Linked DNA regions of Homo sapiens: region 1 is linked to region 2. A link is an interaction called in ENCODE POLR2A ChIA-PET data of the cell type or tissue named here. Cell type or tissue: CD4-positive, alpha-beta T cell. All regions are shown on one strand. Each heading gives the region's core, and the rest is flanking DNA. Links, peaks and the distances in the headings are about the cores only.

The links. Peaks named below come from ENCODE experiments on the same cell type or tissue, not always from the same donor. Only the 100,000 strongest peaks of a DNase experiment are listed, where the experiment ranks them.
Region 1: POLR2A ChIA-PET joins it to region 2 with 14 read pairs; 27 of 35 experiments call an interaction of 5 or more read pairs at or near these places.

The regions. Positions count from the first base shown.
Region 1 is chr16:30,509,429-30,512,334 of GRCh38, reverse strand. ITGAL (integrin subunit alpha L) reads right to left here. Exons shown (of 31, transcript NM_002209.3): 22 at 1,864-1,974; 23 at 1,375-1,454; 24 at 1,199-1,285. Among named protein-coding and RNA genes, the nearest start is that of MIR4518, 7.0 kb to the right of the region's middle. In CD4-positive, alpha-beta T cell, for the core only: no CTCF peak of the experiment used is centred there; no DNase peak of the experiment used is centred there.
Region 2 is chr16:30,565,906-30,568,811 of GRCh38, reverse strand. No RefSeq gene overlaps it. Among named protein-coding and RNA genes, the nearest start is that of ZNF688, 4.4 kb to the left of the region's middle. RefSeq lists an enhancer at 282-391. In CD4-positive, alpha-beta T cell, for the core only: no CTCF peak of the experiment used is centred there; DNase peaks (open chromatin) are centred at 351 and 1,431; H3K27ac peaks cover 1,724 bases.

The DNA.
Region 1 (2,906 bases), core at 204-2,703, 56 kb after region 2:
GATTACAGGTGTGAGCCACCACACCTGGCCAAGTTTCCTTTTCTATAAGCGAGAAGACCTGTAACAGGTTTTTTTGAAATAGCAAAAAACGGACATAACTCCCTCCATTTTTGTTGAAGAGGCCTTTACCCATTCCTGCCCATAGGCTAGGATAATTTTAGAGCACTGAGATAACATGCAAAAACAGCTATCATGTAGTTTTTAAAACTAAGTCTGGCATTAAAGGGGACGTTTGTAAACAACTAACTATGTTTTGTTAAAGATTTATAGAAGCACTGTGACCTGACCAAGGACCAAGAAGTTCCCAACCTCCTTGTATCCTCTCTGGTGCCCAGATGTCTGTGCTAAGTTACCTCTTGATCTTAACCCCTTTCTCTTCCCCCTACCCTTAACATTACAGATGGTCCTTTAGAACACTAGTTCACTGTCTTCTCAATTGCCTGGCTTTCCAGATAAACCTGCCTTTCCTCCCACCAACTCTTGCTTCTTAAGTCTGGCTTTCAAGTAACAAGCAGCCAGACCAGAGTTCAGTTACAAACCCAACTAGCGATCCCCATGGTTCCTTCCTGCTACTGTGTTCTGAGAGTCACTGACTCTGTGTGTGCATGAGTTTGGGCTCTCCCACTTGACTGTAAGCTCCCTGAGGGCAAGGGGTATTGTGATAACTTTTCTCCTATCTCTCCTGGCATTATCGGCCCCCAGGAGGGGAGAGAATCTAGGGTGACTGAAACAGTCAGGAGCTTGGCTGGGCCTTTGGAGTCAGACAGGCTGAAGCTCAGACCCTGGCTTTAGTACTTCCAGCTATTGGACCTTGGGTAAGTGCCGGCCTTCTCTGAGCCTCAGCTTGTTCATTGGTAAAATGGAGAGCGGCACAGCTGCCTCACAGAGGTGCTGAGGGCTCCAGGCAATGTCAGCAACTGCGCAGTGCAGCTGGCCCTCAGTCTGACATAAAATTAGTGTTCAATGAGCTTTTTCTTCCATCAGTAAATGCTAATCCTTCCCTGAGCTCTTCCATGGCCCTCACATTTTGGAATGTTGAAAACTTTTGGGGTTGTGGCTGGAATCAGTTCTAATTACCCCAAGGGGCTCTAAGAAAGGAAGGAGGTTCAGAAGGAGAGCCCCAGGAGCAAAGTCGGGGCCCTGGGTTGGGAGGCTGCGGTGGGAGGAGAGGGTTGGCTGTCTGCTGGGAAGAACTTACTCCTGGATGAGGATGTTGATGGGGTACAGGATGGGGATGATGGTAGTGGCTGAGTTGTCCTCCAGGAGGTCTGAGTCCTCATTGTTACTGCATTGGGGCAAGGAAGAGGCCAGTGTTAGGAGAAGGGCTTGGCCAGGTCTGAGACCATGGCAGGGATGTGGGCGGGGCCTGCTCACCAGGTCACATTGGCGTGCAATTCAACCGAGTCCCCCCAGGAGCTGTTTACCAGTGTATTAAACATCATCTGCAGAGCAACCTGGCAGGAAAGGAGAGGGCAATGGAAATGGAAGGGTCATGAGGAGCAGCCTCATGGCCCCCACATCTAATCACCATCATCTCAGGGACCCCTTATCAAGTGCTCACTGCACCCCAAGCACTGAGCTAGGATTCTACCCATTGCAAAGATGAGGCAACCAAGGCTCCAGACGGTTAAGTTATGTCTATAAGGTCACAAAATGAATAACCCAATCCCAGCTTTGCCTGATTCTAAAGTCCAGGCTCTCAAACATGACACAGAACAGATTCACATACATTTCTCTTAGGTAGGGGCAAGGTACACCCTTCTTGACAATCACCTGCTCCCTTCTCCTGAGCCAAGAGCTCCCTGCCCTCCACCAGCTCAGGGCCCCTAGGCTGCTTGGTCCCTGGAGACTTGAAGCACTCACCGAGTGGCCTGCTTTGAAGATGGGAGAGCTCACATTGCAAGATAATGCCCTGGACAGAAGCCTGGACTCTTCAGGAAGCTCCTCGCAGCTCACAGGTATCTGGCTATGGGGCTGGGAGTGAAAGGAGGAAACAAGTTTGTTAATGAGCAAGGCCAAGTTTCCCCCAGAGGCCACCAGCCCTCCTGGCCTACCTCCCCCAGGGGCTCTGTCCCTGTCATGGAACCTTCTCAGCGGGAAAGGGCCCAAGAATCAGGGCTGCAGACAGAGGCTTAGTACAAAATAGTCACTGGAAGGCTGGGTAAGGTAGCTCACACTTGAAATCCCAGCACTCAGGGAGGCTGAGGTGGGAGGATTACTTAAGGCCAGGAGTTCGAGATCAGCCTGGGCAAGAGTGAGACCCCATCTCTATTAAAAAAAATTTTTTTTTTTTTTAAATATAGGATCTTACTCTGTTGCCCAGGCTAGAGTGCAATGGTGCGATCTCGGGTCACTGCAACCTCTGACTCGCAGGCTCAAGCGATCCTCCTGCCTCAGCCTCCCGAGTAGCTGGGACTACAGGGATGTGCCACCATGTCCAGCTAATTTTTGTATTTTTAGTAGAGATGGAGCCTGTGTATGTCACTCAGGCTGCTCTTGAACTCCTGGGCTCAAGAGATCTGCCTGCCTCAGCCTACCAATGTGCTGGGATTATAAGTGTAAGCCTCTGTACCTGGCCTACAAAAAATTTTTTAAAATGAGCTGAGCATAGTGGGGCGTGCCTGTTGTCCCAGCTATTAGGCAGGAGAATCACTTGAGCCCAGGAGTTTGAGGCTGCAGTGGGCCATGCTTATGCCACTATACTTTAGCCTGGGCAACAGAGTGAGACCTTATCTCAAAAATAAAAGTTGGGTGTAGGGGGGTAATTGCAACACTATTTATAATACTGAAAAACTGGAAGTGCTCAAACAGGTCAAAGAGATAACAACGGCTCAGTAAAGTGTGGTACAATCAAAGAAGAGACTATCGTGAAGTTTTTAAAATGCCACTACCTCTATACATTCAGT
Region 2 (2,906 bases), core at 309-2,808:
GAAAAAAAAAAAAAAAAAAGCTGGCGCCATGGCTCATGCCTGTAATCCTAGCACTTTGGGAGGCCGAGGTGGGCAGATCACCTGAGGTCAGGAGTTTAAGACCAGTGGCCAACATGGTGAAACCCCATCTCTACTAAAATACAAAAATTAGCTGGGTATGATGGTGGGTGCCTGTAATCTTAGCTACTCAGGAGGCTGAGATGGGAGAATTGCTTGAACCCAGGAGACAGTGGTTGCTGTGAACCGAGATTGCGCCACTGCACTCCAGCCTGGGCAGCTGCGTGAGACTCTGTCTCAAACAAACAAAACAAAACAAAAACTAGTCTCTGCAACTTACCCCAGGCACAGCTGGTAAGTCATGTGAACTTCCTGAGTCTCAGTGCCTCCTCTGTAAAATGAAGATGAATAATATCTACCTCAAAGGGTTACCGTGGAGACTGACATTTTAACAAGATGTATGACATAGTAATTGTGCAATACACATTTGTTGAAAGAGTGAATTACTGTGGATGGTCTACACTTTAGAAAGTGTAAAGAAGCCTGCCAGGGAGCCAGGGCATGGATATCAATAACCATGTTTGCAGATAAGTAAACTGAGACTCAGAGAGATAACGTGATGCTCTCAAGATTTCACTCCCATGTGGCAGCATGGGTGGAAATGAACACAGAGCCCAGATGTCTCTACCACTTCCTTTGAGAAGTCAGATCTGGACAGAAAACACGGGCTGGGAACTCAGGATGCAGGTCCCAGCCCAGCCTGCTTGGGGAGTGTGAGCAGAAAACTAAGAGTCCCAGTAAGTGCCCCTTTTCTTATCCTTTCCTTTTCTCTTTTATTTTTTTGAGATAGAGTATCACTCTGTCACCCAGGCTGGAGTGCAGTGGTGTTAACATGGCTCTCTATAGCCTTGACCTCCTGAGCTCAAGAGATCCTCCCACCTTTGCCTCCTAAAGTGCTGGGATTACAGGTGTGAGGCACCTCGCCTGGCCAGTTTTTACTTAGAAGGCACAGTCATGCTGGGCGTGGTGGCTCACACCTGTAATCCCAACACTTTGGGAGGCCGAGATGGAAGGATCTCTTGAGCTCAGGCGTTTGAGAACAGCCTGGGCAACATAGTGAGGCCCCCATCTCTACAAAAACAAAAATCAGCCAGGTGTGGTGGCGCGTGCCTGTAGTCTCAGCTACTTGAGAGGCTATGGCAGGAGGATCACTTGAGCCAGGGAGACTGAGGCTGCAGTGACCCATGATTGCGCCACTGCACTCCAACTTGGGCGACAGAGTGAGACTCTGTCTCAAAAAGAAAAACAAAAAAGAAGGTACAATTGGCACTTAGTGACTGTGTGTTGAGTGCCTTCTGTTGAAGGGACTGTGCTAGGTAATAGGGGAATTCCACGATGACGAAAGCTGACCCCATTCATTCATTCATTCAGCAAACACCCTCCTGAAGCCTCTGTGGGTTTTTGTGCTGGGCTCCAGTGATACAGCTGAGTCAGGGCCCACGTTCGACGTGGGAAGAGATTAATTGGCGCTATGACAGAGGAAGCCCAGAGGCACCACCTCACCTAGGCTGGTTGGTGATATGCCAGGAAATGTTCCTGGGAGGAGATGGCTGTGCTTCCCATAGCCTATGAATTGGTGTTGGGGGAGATTTTCAGGCAGAGGAAACAGCAAAGGAGTCTTGCTTCATAGAAAGAATAAAAGACACTTTGGGAGGCTGAGGCGGGCAGATCACCTGAGGTCAGGAGTTCAAGACCAGCCCAGCCAACATGGTGAAACCCTGTCTCTACTAAAAATACAAAAATTAGTTGGGCATGGTGGTGGGCACCTGTAATCCCAGCTACTCGGGAGATTGAGGCAGGAGAATCGCTTGAACCCGGGAGGTGGAGGTTGCAGTGAGCCGAGATCGTGCCACTGCACTGCAGCCTGGGCGACAGAGTGAGACATTCTGTCTCAAAAACAAAAACAAAACAAAACAAAAAAACTAGATAAGGAAGAATGGGAGACAGATGCAGCCGAGAAGTGGGGTCAAATCTGGGAGGGCCACAGAGGCCACCAGAGCAGCTTGAGATACATTCTGTGGCACTGAGGAGCCACAGAAAGTTCTTGAGCAAGTGCAGTGCTGTTTGCCAGGTGCTATCAGAAGATATCTTTGCAAAGCAGTGTGGGTGTGACCTGGTTGGGGGACAGAGCTAGACACTAGAGATCTGTTGGGCATTTTTTCCTAAGTGAGGGTCACTGGGAGCTGGGACCAAGGTGGTGACCTTGGAATTAGGAAGAAAGACACGAGAGGCTTCTGACATAGAATCTGCAGCTCGGTGACTGCCAATATGAGCCAGTAAGACCCAGAGGTTCCAGTATGGAGAGCCGGAGCCAGGGGACCTGATGCCCACCAAGGGGTGATCAGGAGTAGGAGGGTGTGAAGGCCAAGGGTGATCCGTTCTGGGGAGCAGGGAGGCCAAGGAGAAGGTGCAGCTGGAGAGAGGAGGCCCTGCCAGTGAGGGAGGAGCAGAACCAGGTGAAGTGTGTCAAGCATAAAGCTGCTCTGGGCAGCCCCAGCTCTGGTGCTGGACACAGGGCAAGTGCTGTCTGCTATTTCTCTTTCTCATTGGCGCATTTAACAAATAGCTGCTAAGCGTTTACCATGCACTAGCTGTTATTCTCCATGCCAGAACATAGCAGGGGAAACAGACACAGGAACCCTCTTGGAGCTTACTTTCTACGAGGGAGAGACAGGTGATAAACCAGAACACGAATGAAGGAAGGGACTGCGAATGCAAATACTAAGGCTTATGAAGGAGCTCGAACAGCGATGTGCAGAAAGAGCCTGCTGCAGACCGATACTGAGGCTGCGCCATGTTGAGAAAGAGCCACAGGGAACAGGGTTAGGGGACAGGGAGTGGGGAAGGGC